Linked DNA regions of Homo sapiens: region 1 is linked to region 2. The links are chromatin loops, found by intact Hi-C in ENCODE. Cell type or tissue: chondrocyte. All regions are shown on one strand. Links, peaks and the distances in the headings refer to the core of each region. The heading gives the core; the rest is flanking DNA.

Region 1 (6,114 bases), core at 419-5,418, 900 kb before region 2:
GGGCCATTTTTTGGAGGAGTGGGTAAGTGTGGAGCCACGCCAGGCAGCAATGAGTAAGGAGGAGCAGGTGTTCCAGATCCAAGTCAGGGTGGCCACAGGCAGCCCTTGGGACCCCCTGACTTCCCTCACAGCCTTGCAGGCCTAGGTGTCTTCCAGTCGACATTTTCAGGCATCGGGGTGCAGAGAGAAAGAAGACACACTCCCTGTCTAAGTTCTCAGTCCATTTCCTTATCTGCAGAACATAGATGACTCTGTTCATAGGGCTGCTGGAAAGAGCAAATGAATTCTCAGTCCATTTCCTTATCTGCAGAACGTAGATGACACTGCTCATATGGCCGCTGGAAAGAGCAAAGGAAGAAATGCTCCTCCTCCACGCCCAGTTGACATGTCTATTTTCTTACATCCCCTTCTTTCCTACCTGAAGGATAACATTTTATGGATACTTGTTTGTGTTTTGCCTTTTTCACTTAAAGTATGTCTTAGAAATACCCTCACCTCAATTGTGGAGCTCTTCCTCCTTTTTTTTTTTTTTTTTTTTTTTTTTTGTTGAGACGGAGTCTCGCTCTGTCGCCTCTTCCTCCTTTTTAACAGCTAAAGAAATATGCTTCTAATAAACCATGAGCAAAAGAAGAAATAAAAATGGAAATGATAAAATATTTGAACTGAAAAATAATGAAACTACCACATATTAAACTTGTGGATTATGGGCCAGTGTGGTGGCTCATGCCTGTAATCCCAGCATTTTGGGAGGCCGAGGCGGGCGGATCACCTGAGGTCAGGAGTTCCAGACCAGCCTGGCCAACACGGGTGAAACCCCGCATCTACTAAAGATACAAAAATTAGCTGGGCATGGTGGCGCATGCCTGTAGTCCCAGCTACTTGAGAGGCTGAGGCAGGAGAATCATTGAACACAGGAGGTGGAGATTGCAGTGAGCCGAGATAGTGCCATTGCACTCCAGCCTGGGTGACAAGAGCAAAACTCTGTCTCAAAAAGAGAGAAGAAAATAGACATGTACATGCTCATTTGTGCCAAAGAAATATAGAAAAGGATAAATGAGGAGCTAAAGAGATTGGTCACCTAAGAGAAGGGTGGAAAAAGGGTACCCAGGGGGATGAGAACAAAGTGATAGGATGGGGAGGGGTACACTCTGCGTCTCTAGCCTTTTGTGTGACTCTTAGAGTTAAAGTAGAGTTCACACACTCAAAAAACAAGCAAAACCCAAAATGGAATGCAGACAGTAGCACTTGAGCTTCACAGCACTGCAAATGAACAGCACAGCTGCATTGAAGGGAGCAGGGAGGAAAAGAGCTCACCTAAGTCATTGTGGAAAACAGTACCGGGACTGGATCCTGTATGGCTAAAGGCAAAAAGAACCGCACAGAAATCCTGCGATGGGCCAGGCACGGTGGCTCACGCCTGTAATCCCAGCACTTTGGGAGGCTGACGAGGGTGGATCACCTGAGGTCAGGAGTTCAAGACGAGCCTGACCAACATGGTGAAACCCTGTCTCTACTAAAAATATAAAAATTAGCTGTGCATGGTGGCACGTGCCTGTAATCCCAGCTACTCAGAAGGCTGAGGCAGGAGAATCACTTGAACCCAGGAGGCGGAGGTTGCAGTGAGCCGAGATCGTGCCACTGCACTCCAGCCTGGGAGACAGAGTGAGACTATGTCTCAAAAAAAAAAAAAAAAGAAATGCTGTAATGTAGCCAGTGAATGTATTTCCTCCAAGGGTGTGGCAAGCAATTCTGAAACTACTTGAGGCATGGACTAGAACTGAAAAAATTAGTAAGAATATCATAATAATGACAGCTGGGTTTCTCACTGTTGGAAAAAGAAGTTACAAGTGAGGAAAGGCTAAAGCGAGCCCCATTGTGTTGGTTTGGAACCAGAGGTATCAGTATAAACTCAGGACTTTAATCTGCATACAAACAGATAGACACAGAAATACACATGCATGTCCACGCGTGGGTTAGCAGACATGCGTATATTTCCTAGCCTGTCTGCTGATGAGAGAGCCTCAACAAGGGACAACCCAGGAGCATGGACAGCTCTGCTAGGATCTCAGCTTCTAAGCACCATTCTCCAGTAAAAAGGCACCATGATCCTTAGAAAAATGGCTCATTCCCAGGTTGAAGCAGGGAAGCTACAAGATGAGTTTGGAGCATCTTCTCATGCCAGAAAGTGAGAAAGTGCCCAAAAAAAAGAACAGTTGTCAAAAGAACATGGGAGCCAATCTCAAGGCACTCCCAATGGCCAAAGCTGGAACAAAGTGCTAAGTAATCTAATAAATGATGGGGCAAAGGGCAGCCTTTCCTTACAGAATAATTCCAGTTAATAAGTGTAGAAGAACGAAGACAAACTACCATCAGGCAAACACCACAGTAATAAGTGGTACAGACAAGATCCACCAACGAATGTTAAAATTAGCGGGCACAAGTTTGAAAAGAACAAGTTATTAGTATAATCTCAAATTCAACCCCCAAGATATTTATTAACTACAAATGGAGAGATACACAGAGTCACTTTTCAGTGTTAAGACTTCCAGGCGAAGGCCACCAGGTTGAACAAGTTGGGTTTATTTCTTGCTGCAGTAACAAGGGAGAACACAGGCTTTGGAGAACCATAAGGCGACTTGGGGAGAGGGTGTTATAAAGGCCTCATGAGATTGGGCCTTGATTTTGGGGGAGGGTTTAAGAAAACAGGGTTTTTTTCTGGGTGGGAGGCTGTCAGGCAGCAGGAGTAATTAATTCTGTGATGAAATATCTTCAGCTAAAGTTATAGTTGGTAAAGAAGCAGCAATTGCTCACATGACCCAGGAGAGGGAGCTGTTGGGCCATTTTGTGGTTAGTTGATGTTCTCCTGAGTTACACTTGATTATGGAGCAGGCTTCTTTCTCTGAGGTCGATGTTTTGGGTAATTGTTTGTGTTCAGCAGGAGCACCCTAAGGCATGGCCCCCGGATGTCAGGGCTGCTAGTCTCTTTCTGAGCAGTGGAGACGCTCGGCAAAAATTGGTCAAGATTAGTATCACCAATAGACATTGCCAAAAGAAAACTGGCAGAGCTGCATTAAAAATCAGGTGAAATGTTGTCCTCTTACATCTTACTGGGCTTTGGCGTCTAGACCTCCAGTCCAAGGACAGGGCCAGAAACAAAGCTCATCTTCAGGCTAATTCCCTGGAACTGGAAATGCCTCCAGAGCAAAAGCAGCTTGGAACGTCTAGGCTCACCCCGCTGGGTTCTTGTCTTCTTCCAGATCTTGCTAGCTTTTTGATGCTTTCAGTAAGACTTTTGGGGGCTATTATTGTTCAGCTTCTTGAGTCATCCTCAGAGGGGAAGTTGATCTGGATTGCCTAGCTGCCAAAGGTCTTTCTTCTGATTCCTCAGGAGAAACCAGGGAGAGACTGAATATCAAATAGGACAATAGCCAGGCCATACATATGAGTAGAACTTGTCCCATAGTCTGCAGCAACCAGCCGGGATGCCAGCCTGCTATTCCTATGCAGCCAAATGCATAGGAAGTCAGACCACTCTCTCTAGCAACGATCCTGGAAGGCCAAACAATAACCCCTCTAACAATCGGCCCCAAATGGCCAGAACTTGATTAATAACTGGCAGCTTCCCTAATTTTTGTCCCTGCTTCCAACTTAGGACCAGCCAGAAACAAAACAAATATGCTCTTCTAACCAATCACATAGGCAGCCCCCTTTCTAGTGAGCTGCCCCAGCTTCCCCGGGCTGGCTGCCTCCATCAGGGCTCACCTGAGCCTCCCTTTTCCACTGTGAAGCTTTCCCTCCCTTTCCCTCTGCCTGCCTGTGAGTCTTGGCCAAATGCAGTGATGGCGGCCAGCCCCCTTGCTAGAGCAGCTCTAGATGAAGAGATTTTGCCTGTTCTCATGTGGGTGGTCTTTCTGTATTCCCACACCAGAAAGCTAGCTTTTAATGGTCCTCTAATGTTAGCAAAGAAAATAAAATTGCAAAATGTCATGGGGGTAAGTAGGCTGAAGGACCGCCATGTCTGCAGAGCATGGCGGGAGCCACTGAAATCTTTCTAGTAGGCTAGAGCACCCAGCTCTGCCACCGCTAGAGAAAGGACGGCCAAGGGGGCTTCTCCCAGAAACCTCATCTCAGAACCAGGCCTCAGTAGGGCCTTAGGCCCACTGTGGGTCTCTGACCCTGTACGACATGAGTAGTGTGGGACAGCAGTCTGGGCCACTTTTCTAAGAAGACAGAGCAGGGTGGTGCTCTGACTCCCAGCCTGGCCCTGGGGCTCCAGAGGCCAAGGGTAGTCCCAGGGCCACTCCCCAATCCCAGTGTGATACTGGCAAGTCCCTGACCAAGCTGAGCTTCAAGGCCCCCAGCTGTAAAGAAGGGGGCCCCTTGGCTGGAACAGTGAAAAGCCACTCCATTCAGGGCTCATTACCTCCTCATTCTCTACCCAAGGCATTGACCTGAGCCTCAGAATCTCCCCAGGGTCAGTGTTTCTGCAGAGTAGGGGCATCAGCTGGAAATCAAGAGTTTATGGAGATGTAGAGGCCAGGCCTGCTGCCCTCCCTTCTACAACCCCACCCCTGCTGGACTTTCCCTTCTCAGCCCAGGAGACCCAGGCCCCGGTCCCACATACCTTCCTCCCAGGCCCAGTGCCTACCTTTGTCCAGGCTCCCCTTCTCCTCTCCTCCCACCTCCCTGTCAACTGGCAAAGGGCCTTTCTAAAACGTGTCTGATCCTGCCTTGCCACCCTGACCCCTGGCCTGGCCCCCATGGCTCTCCATGGTCCAGCCCTGCCAGCCTCCCCAGCCCTCTCCCACCTCAGTGTTGGAGAAAATGACTCCCCAAAAAGACCCTGTTTCTCTGCACCTGCCAGGCTGCATGATATCTCAGCCTAGGACCATCCATGCTCCTTGCGTCCTTGTGTAGCGCTGGACTCTTCTGAAAGCTCGGGGGCGACTCCCTGTCAGAAGCCTCGCAGCTGGGGAGGAGCCTCTGTGGGTATGCACCTGGGGTCTGCATTTCATGTGCCTGTGCCCCTGGCCACACACAAGTGTTAGCAAATGGACCACAAGTGAACAAGCTGGACAGAGATGACACCATGAGGCCTTAGCCACCAGGGCTGCGCCCAGCATCCTCTGCAGCCCTGCTCTACCTGCTGTGGTCCAGGGCAGAAACAGAGCCAGTGGGACATCCAACCCACCTGCCAATGACCACAGGCCCATGAGGCCCACGGTTCTGCTAGGTACAAGAGAAGGGGCAGAGGGCCCACTGCAGCCTCACAGCCTTGCAGCCCTGGAGTAGGAGGTGGCAGTAGAGCTTTGAAAGATGGGAGGAGAGAACTTTCTAAGCAGGAGCTAGAGGCAGGAGGTGTAGCAACTGTATGCAGGGACATGACTTGGTGAGACAGGAGATGTAGGAAGGGTGTCAGAGCAGACAGACCATGATGAGGGCAGAGGGCTGAGGGCAGGACCTGCACCCAGGGTCGGGACCCCTATAATGAGAGTGAGACCTTCACCGAAGGGTCATGACCCCAATGACAAGGACAGGACATTCACCCAGGAGTCCTGACTCTGATGACAAGGGCTGAGGACCTGCACCAGGGTTGTGACCCTGATGACAAGCATGAGACCTTCACGTGATCAGAGGCCGTGACCCTGATTGCAAGGGCTGAAGGCAGGTCATGTACCCAGGGCCTGTGGCAGTCACCACAAGACCAGGACACACCTGTGGAATAGCATGGCCTCCTCCATCCCTGTCTTTACTCAGAGTTTTGGAGAAAATCCTGACCCAGCTGACCCCATAGGACCAGGAGTGGGGACAGTGTGCTCCAGATGACCACAACCCGGGGCCTCATTTCCCCATCAATCCTGGGCACACAGGAGCTGCTGGGGAGTGAAAGAGCCTGTGCATCTTAGAAGATGATAGGCTGGAGCCAGGCAAGCCAGGGGCCAACAACCTTCCCCTGGGCGCAAGAAGAACCCTACATTCCTTGCCTCTGGGGCTGGTGAGCCTGGAGGAATGGCATTCCTGGAACCCTCTGGCTTCTCCATTTGGCCCTGAGGGCTCTAAGGGCAGCTGTGCACCTAACCCGAACTCCTTGTCCTGCCAACACCTCTCACTCCT
Region 2 (6,114 bases), core at 526-5,525:
GTTTTGGTCCAACTAGCCCCCAGGTCGCCCTTCCAGGTTATGGGGATCCAAGCTCAGGCTGAGAGCCAAGTTTCCTCTGAAAGGCCAGAGCTGCTGTGTCTCTGTCCCCAGGGGCAGAGGGGCTGTGGGGTTGCAGGCTCAGCGTCTGGGACTCTGGGGTGAAGGCTCAGCCATGCCCTGCAGACACCATGGGGCAGGGCTCAGACCTGTGCACCTGTCTCTTGCAAACCACTGTTTTCTCTGTTTTGTAACCCCCCACCCAACCCCACATAACACCTCTGGGTTTAAACAACATGCACCCTTGTGCCGGTCACCTCCCTGCAGCCGGAGAACCTGCTTCTGGCCAGCAAGTGCAAAGGGGCTGCAGTGAAGCTGGCAGACTTCGGCCTAGCTATCGAGGTGCAGGGGGACCAGCAGGCATGGTTTGGTGAGTGCCAGGGGCAGGGTGTGTTGGCTGGCAGTTGGCAGGGCAGGAGGTGATGCTGACAGCCCCTTGTGGCCTCTTCCCCTCTCTCTAGGTTTCGCTGGCACACCAGGCTACCTGTCCCCTGAGGTCCTTCGCAAAGAGGCGTATGGCAAGCCTGTGGACATCTGGGCATGTGGTGAGGCCTGGCCTGAGTTGGTGCGGGGCAGGGCCTCGGGTGTTTCAGGACTTCCCACCTACATCCTGGAGTGTGCAGTGGCCAGCACGTCTTGCTCTCATCTGGGTTTATCTGTGTCAGACCTGCCCTTGAGCTGCCCTGGCAGGGGTCTGCCCACACAGCCAAGAGCCCCCTTTCCACCCAGATTAGAATTGCTCACATGAACCTGGCGCACCCCAGTGCTCGCCTGCGCTCAGCAGAGGTCTGGTCCAGAAGTGTGGTGGGTGGATGGGAGTGGAGAAGAGAGGTCAGGGGCTGTTGGGCCATGGGCAGGGCCACCTCCTTGGGTAGGGGTCTCCTCCCACAGAGGTGGGGAGCAGCAGAGGGGCTTGACATCACCCTCATCCCTGTGATAGTGTGGGTGTGGGGCAGAGGTCAGGGGGCCGGCTGTGCCCTTCTACCCCAGTGTCTGCTGCACAGGTGGGGGCAAAGGAATGCTGAGGACCCCAATGCCCTCCCAGGGCCACAGGAGCTAGGCAGTGAGGGTGCAGGGCATGGGCTTCATGGACGGTGGCACCCTGCAAGTGGCTGCGGTGCTCACAGGCCCCATCCGCAGGGGTGATCCTGTACATCCTGCTCGTGGGCTACCCACCCTTCTGGGACGAGGACCAGCACAAGCTGTACCAGCAGATCAAGGCTGGTGCCTATGACGTGAGTGCACCAGCCCCTCTCTGATGAGCTCCCTTCCTCCAGGTGTGGCCGGGTGAGGGCAGCGTGGGAAGAGGCTAGGAGTGGGGTGAAGCCACCTGTGGCCAGGTCCTGGGTCCTGCTCTCCCAGATTCGTGGCTGGAGATGAAGCCCCTTGGAGAATTCTTGCCCCTGCCTGAGAGGGAGCTTCAGGCCCGGCCGGGGCGCTGTTTCCTTCTGCAGTTCCCGTCCCCTGAGTGGGACACCGTCACTCCTGAAGCCAAAAACCTCATCAACCAGATGCTGACCATCAACCCTGCCAAGCGCATCACAGCCCATGAGGCCCTGAAGCACCCGTGGGTCTGCGTGAGTCGCCCTTGGTGCCCATGGTGGGGAGGGGGCTCCTGGTGGAGATGGCCTCAGACCACTCCCCTGGCAAGGACCCCAAGAGGGTCCTGTTCCTGACATCCAAGAGCTCCCTTGGGTCCCCTGGGTGCTCCTTGTGGCCTCTGGCTTGGGACATACCAGCACGTTTGTGAGGCCTGGGGCTTGGAAGGCATTAGAGGGTAGAGGTGATCCCTTCCTCCCAACTGCAGTCCTGTCTGTGAGGGGCAGAGTGGACGAGGCAAGGGAGAGACGAGTCTTGAAGTCCCAGGCGGGTGGGGACAGACAACCCTTGCCGCAATGGTGGCCGGTGGCTCTTGGCAAGTGGGGACCCCAGGGTGCCACAAGCCTTGCCACCCTGGCCTCTCCCCTGTGCCTCGGGCTCGGCTGCCATATGACCACCCATTTCCCCACAGCAACGCTCCACGGTAGCATCCATGATGCACAGACAGGAGACTGTGGAGTGTCTGAAAAAGTTCAATGCCAGGAGAAAGCTCAAGGTGAGGCCCTGGCCCCTAGTCCCAGGCACGGCCATGCTTCTCTGTGTCCCTCTGGGCTGGAGCAGGGGGGCCTTGGGGGGTCTGGGCAGACCTAGGGGTTACTGCTGCCCCCAAGACTGACTGTTAGCAAGTCCCAGACTGGATGCATCAGGTGAACTCAGGCCAGCTTGGGAATGAGTCCAGAGGGGCCCTGGGCCAGGTGTGGCTCCTCCTAGTTGTCTGTGCCACCTCCTAGCAGCCCTTGGAGGAGCTGTCCTGAAGCGCTCGCTGTGGGCTCCTCACCCGGGCTCTGCAGGCAGCACTCACCCTCTGGCAGTCACACTGTTTAGTACAAGCAAGTCCGAAGCTTCCGGCTCAGACAGGTTTGGTAAGGAGAGCAGAGCCACACACACTGGTCTTGGGTGGGCTGGGGGAGTTCTGGGAGGGAGGTGGGTCCCAGTAGGGTATCCAACCTGCCTGCTTTGGTCAGGGCTGGCTCCGGTGACCGCACACTGGCAGTCCCTCTACTTGTGGGTTCCGGGATGGGGACTTGTTGCCTGACTGCCCTCTGCTGGTCTCTGAGCAGTTCTCCCCGGAAGCCCCAGGACTGTTGCCCTGTCTGAGCCTGTCAGGAAAAGAAGGGGCTGTCAGGGAGCTGGACCCCAGAGGAGCTGCCGTGGTGACCAGCTGTTCTGGTGACCCCTGAGGCTTGAGGGGTCTTGAAGCAGCTAGAAGCTGTAGTTGGTCAACAGGTTTAGGCCCAGGGTGTGTGTAGTTCTGGAAATAGGTGATCTGTCTCAGTGCGGCTGCTGGCTTCCTGGAGCTCTTGCCTCTCTGGAAGGCTGAGGTCATGTCAGCCTCATGACAATGAGGCTGAGCATCTGGGCAGGAGGACAGGGGTCTTATCCTGGCCAGAAGCCAGCAGGGAACACTGATGGGATAGCCCCGGTTTTATCTGTGTCTCTCCCCAGGGAGCCATCCTCACCACCATGCTGGCCACACGGAATTTCTCAGGTGAGCCTTTCTTCTCCAGGGAGACAGGCGCTGCCCCCTCCCTGCTGGCCCACGCAGGAGAGCGCCTCCTTCCTCACCAGCCTCTCCACTCCTCCTCTGCGGCAGGCCTGCCCTCGGCGTCTGCCCTCAGCTCTGAGACCCACTGCCCACCTGGCCCCGCTGGGCTCCCACCTTGGGTGATACCACAGGGTCCAGCCCCCCGAGGCCATCACCTTCGTGCTGGGTCTGTGTCCCTCCACCCCCTGAACACGAGCGTCTGTGCTGCCCCACTGGGGCTCACAGCATCGTGTGTGTCTGTCCAGGCGTTTGTCGGGCATCTATGTGGCCTCCTTGTCATTTTGAGTGCTCTGAACATTGTGTTTTGTGCGGGAGGTGGGCAGAAGGGATGCGGGGTGATGCGGGAGGCTCGGGGGCCTCCTTCCAAGTTCTGGATGAGCTGCAGCCTCCTGTCCCGGCTGCTCAGGGTGGGTGGTTGGGAAGCAAGTTCTCTTGGCAGGGGGGTGGGGTCTGTTATAGACCCCTGAGGCCCAGGGCGCTGGCAGACCCATCGGGCATGATGTTAGCCCCGGAGTGGAGCCGGCAGCCCAGGTCTGGACAAGCTGTACCTGTGGCTTCTCCGTCGTCCGACACTCCGTGTGCGAGCGTCTGTGATCCGTCTCTCTCGTTGTCCGTTTGCATCTGGTGCCCCCCACCCGCCATCCTGTTACTTTTGCTGTGATGCTGTAATGCCGGGAACGCGTGCACACGGTCACACCAACACTAATAGGACTGTCCTGTCTGCTGTGTGCTCACCACACCCTTTGGGCATGAGAAGCCCCCACTGGGGTTTTCTAAGGAGAAAGGAGGCAAATGCTTTTCCGTGTCAATCAGTCCAATCTTGTTTTCACTCTCTTGAGCAAAGGATTCTGGAACCATCTGTCACCTAAACTTTAACTCTAATCTTCTTCTGCTTCCTTTGTCTCTTTTCTTCCCTTACCTCGCCCACCCCTCGTCTGTGTCCGCCCACCCCTCCCTTCCCCTCGTCTCTAACCCGGTGCTAACAGTGGGCAGACAGACCACCGCTCCGGCCACAATGTCCACCGCGGCCTCCGGCACCACCATGGGGCTGGTGGAACAAGGTAGATGTGTCTCGACCAGCGTCCCGCCCGCTCCCGCCCGTCCCTCCTGCCAGCATGCAGCCCCCTGCTGCACGCAGCCGCTGGCCGGGCTCCAGAGCCGCCCCAGAGGCCGCCAGGCCCCCGGGAGCCCCTGCTCCCGTGTGGTCACATCCCAGCAGAGCCCACCACAAGGGCAGGGAGGCAGCCCCCAAGGCTCCTCGCCTGTAAGAGGAGGGGCTGGGCTAGGTGGCCCCTGGGCTACACCAAGCCCTTCTGGTCCTGGCCCCCGAGGTCTGGGGGTCCGGAGACCCCCATTAAGAATGGCCTGGGCCCACAGGGAGCCACTGGGCCTGCTGCTGGGGGGTCTGAATCCTGAAAGGAGAGCCTTGAGGAGCAGAGCCAGAGAGGCAGAGGCCCTTGGGGCAGACACACACCCTGCCCCTCTGGGGCCGCATGGAGACGGTGGTCTGTGCTGCTGAGTCCTACACATGCATGTCTGCCCTGAGCATCCCCCCAGGACAAGCCGCTCTGGAGTGGGTGAGGGTTTTATGCACCCTGAGGAGACTTTCAAGGCTTCCTCTTGGGTTGTTTCTGCAAAGTCCTCCTCCCCTGGCCTCAAACCCTGTGAGGGAAAAGGCCGGCACTGGCCACCTGCTCCTCTGGGCTGTGCGGGGCCAGAGCCAGAGGCCCAAGTTGGCTTCTGCCCACCTGCTGGCTTGTGACCATGGGCAGACCCCATGAGGGCTAGGCGACCCCAAGACCTCCTTGCAGCTCCAGCCTGAGCTGAAGGCTGGTGAGAGCTTAGGGCAGGCCAAGCTGACAACGCCTGGCCACAGAACACAGAGGGCTACAGGGGTGACCCCAGATCCTCCCTGGGCTGAGCTGCTGAGTTCCCTGTCGGTGCCTCCAACGTGGGCTGGGGACCCGGCAGAGGTTCCAGGGTGCTGGAGACTGCCTTCCCCAGGCCTCCTCATGACCCACAGGGTGAGCAGCCTGGCCTTCCCAGCCAGAGAACCCTCCTTCTGGGGAGGCCCAGGGCGTCCTCGGGGAGGGCAGTCTATTCTCCTCCCATGAGCCCAGTGGACGTGTCTAGCAGGCAGCACCCCGGGAGAGCCCTCCCACGTCTTCTCCATTTGACAGGCCTTTCCAGAGCGCAGGCGGGAGGGGGCTGTGATTAGAAAAGAGTGAGGCTAGTGGCTTCTGGGGAGGCACTGCTGCCCAGGGGACAGTGCTGAGAGACAGCTGCCTCTACGCTGCCCTGTGCCCGGGGCTCCCGCTGCAATGCCCGCCTGTCTGCAAGTGAACGTGGGGCGACGGTGCATGAGGCCCTGCATGTGTGGCTCCACCCTGGGCGCCGAGAGCAGCTCTGTCCTGGAGGGTGGTCAGTGCATGTGGACAGAGCCCAGCATGGCTGTCCTGGGTGACCAGCTAAGGGGACAAGGCAGAGGCAGGGCTGAGAGGACCACCCATCCTGCTAGGTCAGCCCAGCTCAGCCATATCACACGGCAGTGAGCATGGAGCTCAGTTCTCTGCCAATGGCAGCTGAGTCTAGTACCATCCAGTCAGAGTCTGGTACCAGCCCATGTGGCATAGCCCCCTCGGCCCGCAGAGAGACCCCGTCTGTCGAGTGTGCTTCAGTTTGGCCTCTGTGGTCTCTCCTGCATTGATCAGGTGTAAGGGCATAGGAGACCCAGTGTCCGGCCAGCTGCAGGGTGGCAGCAGTTGCCCCGGCCTGGAGACCCGGGAATGGGCAGTGCCTTCCCAGGATGGAGGGCAGAGGGTCTCTCCTTGTCCCACAGAGGCCTGCAGAACCCCCAACCCAGGTGTCTGAGATGCCTGTGACTGCTCCGCCTACCCTGGGCTCCTGCGGCA

Evidence for each region. Peaks named below come from ENCODE experiments on the same cell type or tissue, not always from the same donor. Only the 100,000 strongest peaks of a DNase experiment are listed, where the experiment ranks them.
Region 1: it touches region 2 in a loop (8-fold over the local background); 6 of 110 quality-filtered maps call a loop at or near these places.

The regions. Positions count from the first base shown.
Region 1 is chr7:45,133,037-45,139,150 of GRCh38, reverse strand. No RefSeq gene overlaps it. Among named protein-coding and RNA genes, the nearest start is that of RAMP3, 22 kb to the left of the region's middle. RefSeq lists an enhancer at 4,830-5,330. In chondrocyte, for the core only: CTCF peaks have their summits at 2,601 and 2,827 (motif pointing right); no DNase peak of the experiment used is centred there.
Region 2 is chr7:44,237,738-44,243,851 of GRCh38, reverse strand. CAMK2B (calcium/calmodulin dependent protein kinase II beta) reads left to right here. Exons shown (of 24, transcript NM_001220.5): 7 at 325-427; 8 at 519-602; 9 at 1,198-1,292; 10 at 1,512-1,634; 11 at 2,069-2,152; 12 at 3,103-3,145; 13 at 4,189-4,263. Among named protein-coding and RNA genes, the nearest start is that of YKT6, 40 kb to the right of the region's middle. RefSeq lists enhancers at 2,426-2,525, 2,546-2,615, 2,776-2,975. In chondrocyte, for the core only: CTCF peaks have their summits at 2,489 and 2,699 (motif pointing left); no DNase peak of the experiment used is centred there.